Linked DNA regions of Homo sapiens: regions 2 and 3 are each linked to region 1. A link is a contact called in ENCODE Hi-C data. All regions are on one chromosome and are shown on one strand. Each heading gives the region's core, a stretch centred on a gene start or an enhancer-like site at or near the end of the contact. The rest is flanking DNA. Distances are from core to core; before and after follow the strand shown.

What was found. A loop is a pair of places that touch in the nucleus more often than their neighbours do. Pooled maps may share reads with other maps.
Region 2: a loop to region 1 is called in a map with no recorded cell type, with 4 times the contacts of the local background. The contact joins the enhancer-like site here to the promoter of FBXL17 in region 1. A Hi-C loop is called at or near these places in 3 of 37 single-sample maps with no recorded cell type and 3 of 50 pooled maps.
Region 3: a loop to region 1 is called in a map of OCI-LY7, with 33 times the contacts of the local background. The contact joins the enhancer-like site here to the promoter of FBXL17 in region 1. A Hi-C loop is called at or near these places in 2 of 168 maps with a recorded cell type or tissue (CD8-positive, alpha-beta T cell and OCI-LY7), 1 of 37 single-sample maps with no recorded cell type and 7 of 50 pooled maps.

The regions. Positions count from the first base shown.
Region 1 is chr5:108,380,359-108,384,820 of GRCh38, reverse strand. It overlaps FBXL17 (F-box and leucine rich repeat protein 17), which reads left to right and starts at 2,723. Exons shown (of 9, transcript NM_001163315.3): 1 at 2,723-4,122. The coding sequence starts at 3,130. RefSeq lists an enhancer at 2,353-2,472 and silencers at 2,573-2,822, 3,023-3,772, 3,793-3,872.
Region 2 is chr5:107,291,418-107,296,011 of GRCh38, reverse strand. No RefSeq gene overlaps it. Among named protein-coding and RNA genes, the nearest start is that of LINC01950, 280 kb to the right of the region's middle. Within about 2 kb of position 1,656, at least 2 of the 41 ENCODE cell types and tissues checked have a DNase peak (open chromatin) inside an H3K27ac peak, as active enhancers do.
Region 3 is chr5:109,918,968-109,923,503 of GRCh38, reverse strand. No RefSeq gene overlaps it. Among named protein-coding and RNA genes, the nearest start is that of LINC01848, 38 kb to the right of the region's middle. Within about 2 kb of position 1,628, at least 4 of the 41 ENCODE cell types and tissues checked have a DNase peak (open chromatin) inside an H3K27ac peak, as active enhancers do; they include CD8-positive, alpha-beta T cell and OCI-LY7, where a contact is called at or near this core.

The sequences.
Region 1 (4,462 bases), core at 1,474-3,973:
CTCTATAATTCTAATTTATGACTCTTATTCATAATTCTGTATCTTTAACATTTACAACATTAGTATTATTATTTAGGGTACTGAGTTCCAAAACTCATTACAGCTCTCCTGATAATAGTAGTAGCTTATTTAATCACTGATGAACTATACAAGACTCTCTCTGCTATTTGCTGTGGTAAAGAAATAAAAAGAAGGGTTAGAGATAATCCTAAGCCTCAAAGAATCTGAAATTTTTTCTGGGGAGAACTAGTGGTGTGATGATGGTGGGTGATGAGAACAGACATGCAAAATATCTAAATTATAAAAAAACAAGTATCTTTTGTCAGCACAGAGTCCAATAGGTAGACCAAAGACAATTTGCTTGTGGTTGAATGGTTTAGGAACTGGGAGTAAGGAAACAAATATTGTAAATTTTAGCAACGACTTCAGAACTCTCAGAGTCAGTTGCTTCATCTCTAAAAACAAGAAGTTGAAGTTGGATGGTATGTGTAGTTCTGATACATTTGCATGGTGCCAGGCTGTCTGTACAGGAATCACATAGGGAGCCTGTTACCAGGTAGCGATTCGAGGGCCCCGTATCCAGAAAGCATAAAACATCCTAACTTTTTGAGATTCATCCATGCTTTTTCTCTTGTGTTGCTGAGTAGTATTTAATTAGATGAATATATCAGTTTATTAATCCGTTCTCCCACTGATGGACATCTGGGCAGTTTATAGTTTTTGGTGACCATGAATAAAGTTGTTACGGACATTTTTGTACATGTCTTTTTATCGATATATGCTTTTATTTCTCTGGATAAATACCTAGATGTGGGATTGCTGGCTCATAGGGAAGATGTGTATTTAACTTATATGAAATGTATAGGTCGCAATTTTTTTTAAGAGACTGTGTTTCGCTACGCTGCTCAAGATGGACTACGGTGGCTATTCACATGCATAATCATAACAAGCTGGGCTTAAGCGATCCTCACGCCTCACCAGCCCTGTTGTAGTTTGAATGATAGGTACCACCACATCTGGCTCTGACAGGTTCATATTTTTGACATAAAGTTACAAAACACTTTATAATACTCTTGCCTTTTGTGAAAGTGCAGCCTAGTAGAGATGTCAAAGGATCTGTAATAAGTCCTCAAGCACTGCTCTGGGGCCCTGGAAGATTCTCCTACAGGCAAATGGATGAAAGTTATGTGGATTATATGTGTACGTAAATGTCGTTCAGGCAATGCATTTGATAGTGAATAGCGTGTATGTCTGTGAAATCTTTTGACAAATATTTGCTTCTAGAATTCCACATAACTGTCATTAGGCTCTGAAAGGATCCCTGAATGTGACAGACTTAAGATTGGTCATTTCTGACAAAAAGGCCAGAATTAACAATTGTTTGACAGCATGTTTGAGAGCAGGCTGGGTGGGGCTGGCCACTATAGTGGGAATAGCAATGTAGGTTCCAACAGTGGTCTTCTCCAAGCCACTGGGCCTTGAATATTGCAATACTTCTTCCTCAGTCAGCTCTCTCAAGTTATCCTTAGCAGATTTTTTTTTAAACACCTGCCACTTCTCTTCCACCCTTCAGCAGGTAACCAAGCTCTATCTGAAGCAAAACAGAAACCAACAGAAAGGAACTCTTTCACCTTCCTGCTAGAAACATCCACCTCTCTGTATCCGTCCTTTATCTACCTTTCCTCATTCTCTGTAATCACAATGAAGAAAGTATCCTTCCTAAAGCACTCTCCATTCCACCTTCTCCTCTTATTTCTCTCACTAGAGTGGCTCATTCCCATGGTATTTGCCTCCTCTAATTTTTCGCTTGTGAAAGCTAACCTCTCCGCACCAGGTACCGCTCTAGCAGCTGCCCTAGCTCTTTAGCCTCGATATAGTCAAACCTTCTAAAGGACTGCCTGCATAGCTGTTTCCTCTTTCTCATCTGGATCACCAACGTTTGTCATATAGCAGGCACTGCACCGTCATGTTTAAAATATACAACAGACGGCTAGACAGGATTCCGAGGGTGTAGACAATAAAGTGATCTACAGTTTGTAGCCTGGGTGTTGAATGGCTCACTGGGTGGGGAAGCTGTTATCTTTCTGCTGTGCACAGGTAATTTGATATATGCTTTCATTCTGAAATAAAGTTGTGGAAAGGCAGTAGTACGCAACAATTAAGAAAACACAAGTGGGTAAACAGTGGTGCCGCACAACCAATCAACCCCTCACATGACTTCGGTGCGCATCACCCAGGGGCCGCATCTGCCACTCTGCCCGAAGCGCGGTCAGCGCCCACACTGGCCCTTCCGGCGGAACCCGCCTCGCGGCTTCGAAGTGGCCTCGGTTTCCGAGTCAGGGGTGGTGACAGGGGTGGAAGGTGAGGGGAAGAGCCCAGCGGCTCCCGGCCAATGGCAGCTCTTGAACTTACACCTCGAGACGTCAGCGCGGCTGTGTAAACGGATGTCACACAGCTGGCTCGGAAGTGTCTCCTCCCGCCTCAGAAACGCGGCGCACGCCCAGCAGCTTCGGAAAAACCTTAGGCGGTGGGAGGGAGGGGCGTGCGCCGCACCCCGCAAGCCCAGAGCTCCGTGCCCTAGCCGGCCGGCTTCTTCCCGTAGTGCCGGTGTGACGGCCGTCCCGGGTGAGCAGCCGGGTGCCGGCGTCCCCGCCACGAGCGCGCCACCGCAACTGGCTCCGCCCCCTGCCGGAACGGGCCGCGCGCTCCTGCGGCTCCGAGCAGAGTCGCGGGTGCGCGCGCCGGCGGCGGATCCGCAGTTAAAATGGTCCGAGCGGGACCCGGCCTTTCCCCGGCCGCTCCGCTGACTGACTGAGCCGGCTGGCCGGGCCCGGACTGGTCGCCTAGCCGGCAGGCTCGCTCGCTCCCTCCCTCGCGTCCCCAAAGCTCGCGCCCATCGTTCTCCCGGCTTCCCTGGGCAAAGCATGTAGCCCCCGTCGGGCACTCCGGCGGCCCGCAGCTGACGCCCACCCCCCACCGTCGCGTGTGTGCCCGTGTGTGCGTGTGTGTGCGCAGGAAGGGCGACCCCTCCGGGGGCCGAGCCAGCGAGCGGCCTGCCCCGCTGCCGGGAGCCCGCCTCTCTGGGTCTCCCTCCCTCCCGTCCCGGTCCCCCTCCTCGGGGCCTTCTATATGGGCCACCTTCTCTCGAAGGAGCCGCGTAACCGCCCGAGCCAGAAGAGGCCTCGCTGTTGCAGTTGGTGCCGCCGCCGGCGCCCTCTCCTCAGGCTGCCCCGCCGGACCCCAGCCAAGGTGCCCCCTCAGCCGGCGGCGCCCCGGAGCCGGGACTGCTTCTTCCGCGGGCCCTGCATGCTCTGCTTCATCGTGCACAGTCCCGGCGCGCCCGCCCCCGCCGGCCCAGAGGAGGAGCCGCCGCTCTCGCCGCCGCCGCGGGACGGGGCCTACGCTGCCGCCTCCTCCTCTCAGCACCTGGCGCGGCGCTACGCGGCCCTGGCCGCCGAGGACTGCGCCGCTGCTGCCCGCCGCTTCCTGCTATCCTCGGCCGCCGCCGCCGCCGCCGCTGCCGCCTCGGCTTCGTCGCCCGCCTCCTGCTGCAAAGAGTTGGGGCTGGCTGCGGCCGCCGCCTGGGAGCAGCAGGGCCGAAGTCTCTTCCTGGCCAGCTTGGGGCCGGTGCGCTTCCTGGGGCCGCCCGCCGCCGTGCAGCTCTTCCGGGGGCCGACACCGTCACCGGCCGAGCTCCCTACGCCCCCCGAAATGGTGTGCAAGCGGAAGGGGGCCGGGGTCCCCGCCTGCACCCCCTGCAAGCAGCCCCGCTGCGGCGGCGGGGGCTGCGGCGGCGGCGGCGGCGGCGGTGGCGGGGGAGGGCCTGCGGGGGGAGGCGCTTCGCCGCCCCGGCCCCCCGACGCCGGCTGCTGCCAGGCCCCGGAGCAGCCCCCGCAGCCGCTCTGCCCTCCGCCCTCTTCTCCCACCTCCGAAGGTGCCCCCACCGAAGCTGGCGGGGACGCTGTCCGAGCCGGGGGCACCGCCCCCTTGTCCGCCCAGCAGCAGCATGAATGTGGCGACGCGGACTGTCGGGAGTCCCCCGAAAACCCCTGCGACTGTCACAGGGAGCCGCCCCCCGAAACCCCAGACATCAACCAGCTGCCGCCGTCCATCCTGCTCAAGGTGGGTCTGGGCGAGAGGCGCAGGGATGCTCGCTTTCCCCCACCCCCGGCCCCCGCCTCCGAGGCTTTCTCTCTCCTCCCCCTAAGCGCGGAGGAGGGGGGTTCCCTGGCAGCCTAGGGACGTCCCAAGGGGAGACTGGGAAGCCAGTGGGGCCTCTGCCTATGGCCTATTTTTTGAAGTAGGAGCACTTGGAGTCTACTGAATGTCTTTTAATAGCTTGACTCTATAACCCACCATTCAGGGTTCAGCTATTATTAGAATCCCAACCCAGTGGTTTAGAAACTTCGCAGGTATTCTGTGGAAAAAAAAATTTTTTAATCGAGGAATTTATACTTAGTGG
Region 2 (4,594 bases), core at 407-2,906, 1.1 Mb after region 1:
AAAATGTAATTGCAAGGGACAGTTGGGTCTAATTTTGATTTTGAATGAAGACTTGTATAAAAAAAAAAATGAGCTGCCTCCAAGCCAGCTTGGCAGATTTAAAGCCAAGCCTACAAGCAACTGCCTGCTAATCTTTTATTGAGATTTGAAGAGGTGGTTTCTTCCATGAACTTGCAGTTTAGCTCTTCTGCATCTAGTGAACAACTTTTACCAATGGTATAAATTTCTACTAGGCAGTCACTTGCCAAATTACATTTCCTTAAGAGGACTTCCAATGTATCCTTTGACTTGGAAATGTGTGTGTGTGTGTGTTTTAAGTGCTTCAAGGATATTTTATTCAAGGTTTTAAATAATTTCCTGTTTCCATAACTTGTTGTTCTGACTCTTTTTGCAATGTGTTTGTCATGTCTGAAACTATTGTTTTTCTCAGATTTTGGCAGGGTTGGGGGTGGAATCGGCAGTGGTGAATCTTGGCTTTAACTTGGCAAAATTGGCAATATTTCTGGAAAACAAAATGAAAGGTCTAGAGGAGCATTTTTTTTTTTAAATTGTTGTTGCTGTTTTGCAGGGTGGGCTAACGGAAGAGTAGAAATGTAGCAATTCTACTTTACAGAAAAACAGAGTCTGCCTTCTGTATTAAGTGTAATCTAATGTATTAAATTGATAGAAATACACATGGTGCTAGGTTTCTGTTGAGGAATGCAGAGTTCGGCACGTATTCTCAGTCATCTCATTCACACATTGCCTGAAGTTTGAGATTAGTAATCAAGGGGTGGTTTATTTATTTTTGTTTTTCTATACATGGCCAAAGTACATGCATGATCTGTCTTTAGGGTATGGGGATATGGGAGGTAGGGGGATCTCCCTGGTCCAGGGTTCTTTGCCTGTGGCATTGTTTTCCATCGATAACTACCGCTGGGGACAATGACCTGGCCTGGCCTGATCTGACCCAGTTTCATGTACAAGATGCAAGTTTGGAGGGTATTTATCTCAACTGTTGGACATGTTGTTGATTTTTATTTTTTGACTGGAGCAGCCAAGCCACTTTTGGTTTCACCACTCCTTACATTCACCCTTTGCTTGTTGCCTAGGGCAGAAGGCACTTGGAAAGTTCACAAAGGAAATAAAATACTTCAGTGGCCTCTGAAGTTAAATAAAATACTTGTCTAAGGGTTAGGTCTTTCCCTCCTCCCTTTCGCAATGGAAAGAGGCAGAAAAGCTGTGGATTTTAATAAGGCTAACATTCTAGGTTTGGAAAAGGTCAAGTGACCACAAATGCCTGATAAAGTATTTGCTTTTTTTCAGTATAACATTTGAATTTTAAAATATGATATTTAAGGCAATTATTCTTCAGAAGTTCACTAACTTCAAATGAGTAGGTTCTAAGGGCTAAAAATGCTCCGTACCATCCAAGAGTTGTCACTAATGTTGCTGTCATTGTCACTTAAGGAAGGATTTGAAAGGTAGTATGTTCAAGATATTGCCAGCCTCTTCCCAGTGCCTGGTGGGTGGGGAGAGAAGAATGGGTTTAAAAGGCAATTTGAGCTGCAATCAGATAATATCAATGTATACATAAAGTACAAGTTATATGTTGTTATTTAGCATCTTCAATTACCCATTGTGAAAGTTAGGGGTGAATCTTTGGAAAAGCAGTGAATGTTTATCACCCACTTCCTCTTTTTCTCTTCCTGTTCTATTATGAGTTGTCAGTTAGCCTTTCTTTAGTCCTTCTAAGTTTGAAGTGTGCAGAATATTTAACATTATTCTACTTCTTCTAAGTTAATTTTTAAAATTCTGAAGTTCCTTATTTTAAGGCTACCTGTGTCTTAAGATAGCTGTTCAGGAGGAAGCGTGGGAACTGATTTAGTTTTCCCACCGAGAAGCCCTGCACGAATTCAAGTATTAGCCTTGATTCTGGCTCTGCAGCAGCCTCACTGTGTGGTCTCGGCAAGAAGTTGTTATATCTCAGTTTCCCTATCTGTATAAAATGGGGTAATTACCCTAGCTTACTCAGTAAGTTATAGCCTTGAACAACAAATGAATGATGATAAAGTATTTAAAACTACAAGAGAATGTAGAAATTCTAAGTATTACAGTTTTATTGCCTTACAAGGGGTGATAAAGTAAAAGTGAGGTTTAATAACAAATTGAAATTCCTAGATGAAAGGGACTGGAGAAGTTCAAAGTCATTTTATTATTATTAATAATAGGTGTTGTACTGCCTTCGTTCACCCTCGTCATCTAATCAGCACGCATTCCTTGGATTAAAGGGAGTGTTCTCTCTCCAAATGACTTTTATCTACAGTGTTGAGACATTCCTTATCCTGTTTTATGGATATGGAGTTTTGAATGACTATAAACAACTCCATTTTTTAGAAACTTTTTTTTTTTTTTTGAAAAGAAGAGAAGCCAAGTTGCCTCTTGGTTCACCTTCGTAAGTATGTGAAGATGTTTATATGAAGCTCCTTCACAGTTCTGTTCCTGTTTGTGAGACCCCAACCTCCTTGCTCATGGATTTATGTTGTTCACTCCATAGACATTCTTAGTTTCCCCTTTGTCTACGTGGAAAGATTCCAATTTTATTTATATAGAGTCTCAAATCATATCTCTAATTTTAATACAAAACCTCTGTTAAGCCAGAATAAACGGAAAGCATAAATACTTTAAAATGCTTTACTTTAAACATTTGCAAGAGTGGAGAACAGATTGTAGAAATTTCTCAAGTGAAAGGAACTTGACATACATGACAAATGTGAGGCTCACCTGGCTGAGGGGATGAGAAGATGTGGAGCCAGCATCGGCAGGAGTCAGAGTGAGGCTAGGCAAAAAAAGTATTCAGCTTCAAACCACTCTTGTTCTTTTTTCTTTTAAAAATTTTTTAAGGCCTGGCGCGGTGGCTCTCGCCTGTAATCCCAGCACTTTGGGAGGCCGAGGCGGGTGGATCGCAAGGTCAGGAGATTGAGACCATCCTGGCTAACACGGTGACACCCCATCTCTACTAAAAATACAAAATATTAGCCAGGTGTGGTGGCTGGCGCCTGTAGTCCCAGCTACTCGGGAGGCTGAGGCAGGAGAATCGCTTGAACCAGGGAGGCGTAGGTTGCAGTGAGCCGAGATTGCACCACTGCACTCTAGCCTGGGCGACAGAGCGAGACTCCGTCTCAAAAAAACACACAATTTAAATTTTTCACTTTTTAGGACAATTTCAACTTTTAGATACAGAGGGCACATGTGCAGGTTTGTTACATGGCTATATTGTGTGATGCTGAGGTTTGGGGTATGGATCCCACCACCTAGATAGTGAGCATAGTACCCAACAGGTAATTTTGGTGGTTTTTAAACCCACACCCTGCCCTCACTGACCTGTCTAGTAGTCCACAGGGTCTATTGTTCTCATCTTTATGTCTATAAGTACCCAATGTTTAGCTCCCACTTATAAGTGAGAACATGTGGTACTTGGTTTTCTGTTTTTGCATTAATTTGCTTAGGATTATAGCCTCCAGTTGCGTCCATGTTGCTGCAAAAGATACGATCTTGTTCTTTTTCATGGCTGAGTAGTATTCTATGGTGTGTATGTACCACATTTTTATTATCCAATCCATCACAACCATGCTAGTTCTGAATCTTTTACCCTGCTTGGTGAAAACCATAATGAATAAAGCATGCAAAATTTATTTGTGCAAAAGAATAAATAATGGCTTACTGCAGTAGTATCTGCTGGTAAGTTCATTTTTTTAATTCAAAATCTTAATAAGGATCTTCTTTTTGATATTGAACTATTCTGGGATTATGGGAAATGGAAGTATATTTAAAATTTAACAAATTGACAAGAGACACAGTGACCCTTTAGATAACTGGAGTTAAATAATGACAGAAGAAGTGTTCCAAAGCGGTAGATAATTAAATGTCAAACAAGAGTGGCAGCCAGTGAATGCTGTGGGCCTGGCCTGGCATGTTGGAGGTATTCAAGAAATACTTTTGAATGAGTTCACAGGAGGCTTGGAGTGGCAGCAAAGTCTTGGAGGCCGTTGTTAATGGAGTGGACTCTTGGGAGTCAGTTCGGGTTTAGGGATTGATGTGGAGAAAGGATAAGAAAAGGCATTCAAATTGGAAGACCATGGGGAGAGTTGCGAGGAGGGATGATCACCGTGTGTTCACAAAAAATGAGTAAATCTGTGACTGAAGTGGGGGACTGGCAACTCTTTAATAAAATCACTGCAATGTATAGCTCAAGCTTGTCCAACCTGCAGCCCATGGGCTGCATGCGGCCCAGGATGGCTTTGAATGCAGCCCAACACAAATTTGTAAACTTTCTTAAAACATTCTGAGATTTTCTATTTGTAAACTGTCTAAATACATTATGAGTTGTTTTTTGCAATTTATTTTTATCTTTTTAGCTCATCAGCTATCGTTAGTATTAGTGTATTTTATGTGTGGCCCAAGACAATTCTTCCTCTTGCAATGTGGCTCAGGGAAGCCAAAAGATTGGATACCCCAGGTACTGTAGACTGTTCATGGAATTGTATAGTTTCTAAGTACTTTGTAAGTTTCCATTAGTTGCGTAAGGCTAAAAGCCTACAAGGTGGGCTGAAAG
Region 3 (4,536 bases), core at 379-2,878, 1.5 Mb before region 1:
GGGCTAGGCCCATCTAGGCTTCAGGGACAGATTTCCAGCAAAGCCACGCAGCAGTTCTTCCCCACCACTGAGCAAAGGAGCCTTTGTTAGGCTAGGGTGCACCACCTGTGCACTGTCTGCCTGTCCTTTGTCAGAACCAGCCCCTCCTGCTAGCTTTTTAACATCTCTGTCCTTGCCAAAAACATTCAGAGTTGGAAGACAAAGGCATCAAGGATGCAGAAGAGAGGCCCTGGCAAAAGTGAGAGCAAAACCAAGGATTGCTGTGGACAAAGATAGCAAGGACAAGTCACTTCAGTGGGCTGTCATTCACAACCGAAAGCCACAGGCTGGAGTGCCTGTGGTGGCTGGAATACAATGTTCTACCATAAGGAAAATGAGGTGGGTAACTCCTTTCATTTCCACCATAGTGAAGGTCTATTCTTTCCTTCAAAAATATTTAATATACTATTCCAATTGTATTAAAAATGCAATACCAGCCAGATATGGTTGCTCCCACCTGTAATCCCAGCACTTTGGGAGGCCAAGGCAGGAGGATCACTTGAGTCAGAAGTTCAGGACCAGGCTGGGCAACATAGGGAGACTCCATCTCTACCAAAAAAAAAAAAAAAAAGTTGAGTGTGGTGGCACACACCTGTAGTCCCTGCTACCCATGATGCTGAGTCAGAAGGATTGCTTGAATCCAGGAGGCAGAGGCTGCAGTGAGCTGATTGCACCACTGTACTCCAGCCTGAGAGGCAGAGCAAGACCTCATTAAAAAACAAAAAAAATCAAGCAATACCCAACGTGGTCAAGTTCTGTCTCTTCTTGGCTCTAACACACGTCCTAGGTATCTGATCGCAGGATAGAAATCAGTACAGAAAGTATTTCACACCCTGCCCCACCCCCAAACAAAGCCAAAGCAGGTCTGTCTACAGCTTACTCCATGGCACTGCATCATTCTTCACCCCACAGCCTCCCCCCAGCCCCCACACCTTTCCTCCACCGTGCTCCCTGGATAAGCATCCCACTCATGCTTTAGACTGCCCAGAGGGAGTAATTTGGCACCACACGGGACACCTTATTCTTGGAGTGCTAAACAGAAGTTAAGACTCGTGACTCTTCTCAGCTCTAATCACACACTAATTTCTCTGATAAAGCCACTTCAGATTTCTGTTCAGCCCAGACCCTTGGCATCAGGCCTTGGAGCTGTTCTGGGCCAGGCTGCTGGACATACCATGTGATCTGAGCTCAAGCAGTCACCACATACCTCCCCCATCAAACCTTCTAACCTGCTTTGTTTTGATTATTTTAAAATCCTGCCAAACCTATTAGGGCTAATGCTCCGCTGAAAGCAGCCACGACCTCCTGTCAGCACTTGGCACTGCAGGGCCATCCGTGACAAGGGGGGAGCTCACAGTCCTCTCTGTAGGAGGCTAGCACCCTCTGCTTCCAAAGAGGGAGGGAGTGACTGCAGAAAAGGCACCTGCCACCTAAACCTCAGAAGTCAACGGCTCCCCTGCCCCTGCAGCTAAGGCCTCAGTTCTTTGAAGCATATGAGCAGCTGCAGAAGCAATGGTGGCCTCAAAAAGTCCCATCAGCAGCTCTCAGAGTTTGTCTTCAAAACAAAAGTGCACCTGTGTTTTGGCAAGCTTCAAAGGGGTTATGAGTTGTGAGCAAATGCAATGTGGTTGAGTGAGAAGTGCTTTGAGCCTATGACTGCACAGACACACCACAGCATCTGGCACCATGGCTGCTCTGTGACCTTGAGGAATCACTCTCTGGACCTTCGGCATAGAAGAGATTCACACCTGATCAGATTCACCCCTGAGCTTCAGGACCTGGGTTAACAGTTAAAGACCTTCCCAGCTTGTCCTTCCATGCCTCAGGTTTGTACTGCTTTCTTTAGCATCTAATAAACAGTTCCTGTCCCTTCCCCTTTGGTCTTGGCTCCTAGAATGCCCTTCCATCTCCCTACTCAAATCCAGCACATTCTCTAAGACTCAGCTTAAGTTACTTTTTCTTGAAGGCTTTCTTGGCTCCCACAGCCCTCAAGGCTCCTCCTACTATCCCATCAGGCAATTGCACACAATTATGCAGCCATTATAGACTCCTTTATGTTGTTCTCGATTATTATGTCTGTGTTAATATTGCATCCTTCAATATCCTAAACTCCTCAAGGATAGGGTCCAAATCATTTTAGCACACTCCTGGATTGTGTGCTAAGATTAAAAAGAAAAAAATAATAAAATGGCAACATCCCAGGGCATGATTATTCTGCCACCCTTCCCCAGTAGTCACACTCTTAGTCAGGAGAACACAGCACTCTGTCATTTTCTAAAGGTCAGAAAAAGGTGATCGCGGTCAGCCAGTAAAAGTCGGGTGAGCCACGTCCATCTGGGTGTCCCTGCTGTCTATTTCTAAGTAATCCTCTGCTTAGGGGGCAGTCAGTGATGCCAACAGTGGGGGCTTTCAATCCATAATTACAACGTCTTTCCTTCAGCCCAAAATGTGGAACAGCTCCTGATTCCTCCCTTGGCAGCCAAAAGGCTGATCTAGCCCCAACCAACTGCAAGAGGTAATGGCAGGACCACGAACCTCCTGCAGCTGCAGGGATGAGCCATGGGAGGCTGATAACCACGAGAAATGACCACAAGGACTCTATGGGTGTCCTTGGAGGCAAGGACTGGTTGAGAGAAGAGTTGGGGAAAGTAGAAATGAGGCTTTGCAATGAAACTCTGAATAAAGCTAGCTCTATGGGCCTTTGCAGGTAAAAGCCCTAAATGACGGAAAGGTAGCAATCCCCATCCCCAACACTACTCTCCATATCCATGCAGGCACAACCTTCCACATGCCCCAGGAGCCCGGCAGCTTTTGAGGACCCTGCTCACTCTCAGTGGTAGAGGAGGAAGAGAAAGAGAGAAAATCCATTCAAAGCCAGGACCTAGCAGAGTCCAAATAAGAGGATATTTAAAAATAAATAAATAGCTCAATTCACTTTACAAAAGAAGACATAGAGGTGGCCAACTAGCATATGAAAAAATGTTCAACACCACCAATCATTAGAGAAATGCAAATCAAAACCACAATCAGATACCATCTCACACCAGTCAGAATGGCTATTATTAAAAGGTCAAAAAAGAACAGATAGTGGCAAGATTGCAGAGAAAAGGGAATGTCTATACGTTGCTGGTGACAAAGTAATTAGTTCAGCCATTGTGGAAAGCAGTGTGATGATTTCTCAAAGAACTTAAAACAGAATTACCATTTGGCTCAGCAATCCCATTATTGGATATATATCCAAAGGAATATAAATCATTCTACTATAAAGACGCGTGCACATATATGTTTATCACAGCACTATTTACTGTAGCAAAAACATGAAATCAACCTAAATGCCCATCAATGGTAGAATGGGTAAAGTAAATGTGGTACATATGCACCATAGAATACTACACAGCCATAAAAAGAATCAGATTATGTCCTTTGTAGCAACAAGAATGGAGCTGGAGGCCATTATCCTCAGCAAATTAATGCAGGAACAGAAAACCAAATGCCACATGTTCTCACTTATAAGTGAGAGCTAAACACTGAGTACATATGAATGCAAAGAAGAGGACAACAGACACTGGGGCCTACATAAGGGTGGAAGGTGTGAGAATGGAGTGGATCAAAAAACTACCAATTGGATACTATGCTTATTAGCTAGATGATGAAATAATTTGTACCCCAAACCCCCGTGACATGCAATTTACCTGTATGACAAACTTGCACCTGTACCTCTGAACCTACAATAAAAGTTTATTTAACAAGTCAATTTAAAAGGATCTAGAGACTTGGTCATTGGCTAATTTCATTGCACCGGATCCATCACAGACAATAGATATTTGGGCTCAAATGTTTCTAGACTGGAGCACGGGATGAGGGAAATATTGTATCTTTTGTTTTGTCCTAAGGAGGAGAAACAAATTCCCAGGGTGTATTAGTCCATTTTCATACCCCCATAAAGAATTGCCCAAGACTGGGTAATTTATAACGGAAAGAGGTTTAATTGACTCACAGTTCAGCATGGCTGGGGAGGCTTCAGGAAACTTACAATCATGGCGGAAGGTGAAGGGGAAGCAAGGCACCTTCTTCACAAGGTGACAGGAAGGAGAAGTGCTGAGCTAAGGGGGAAAACCTCCCATCTCAGGAGAACCATCAGATCTTGGGAGAACTTACTTACCATCCTAAGAACAGCATGAGGGAAACCACTCCCATGATTTAGTTACCTCCACCTGGTCTCTCTCTTGACACATGGGGACCAAGGGATTATGGAGATTACTATTTAAGATGAGATTTAGGTGGGGACACAAGCCTAACCATATCATTCTCCCTCCAGCCCCTCCCAAATTTCATGTCCCTTTCACATTTCAAAACCAATCATGCCTTCCAAACAGTCCCCCAAATTCTTAATTCATTCCAGTATTAACCCAAAAGTCCACGTCTAAAGTCTCAACTGAGACAAGGCATGTACCTTCCACCTAGGATTCTGTAAATCAAAATCAAGTTATTTGCTTC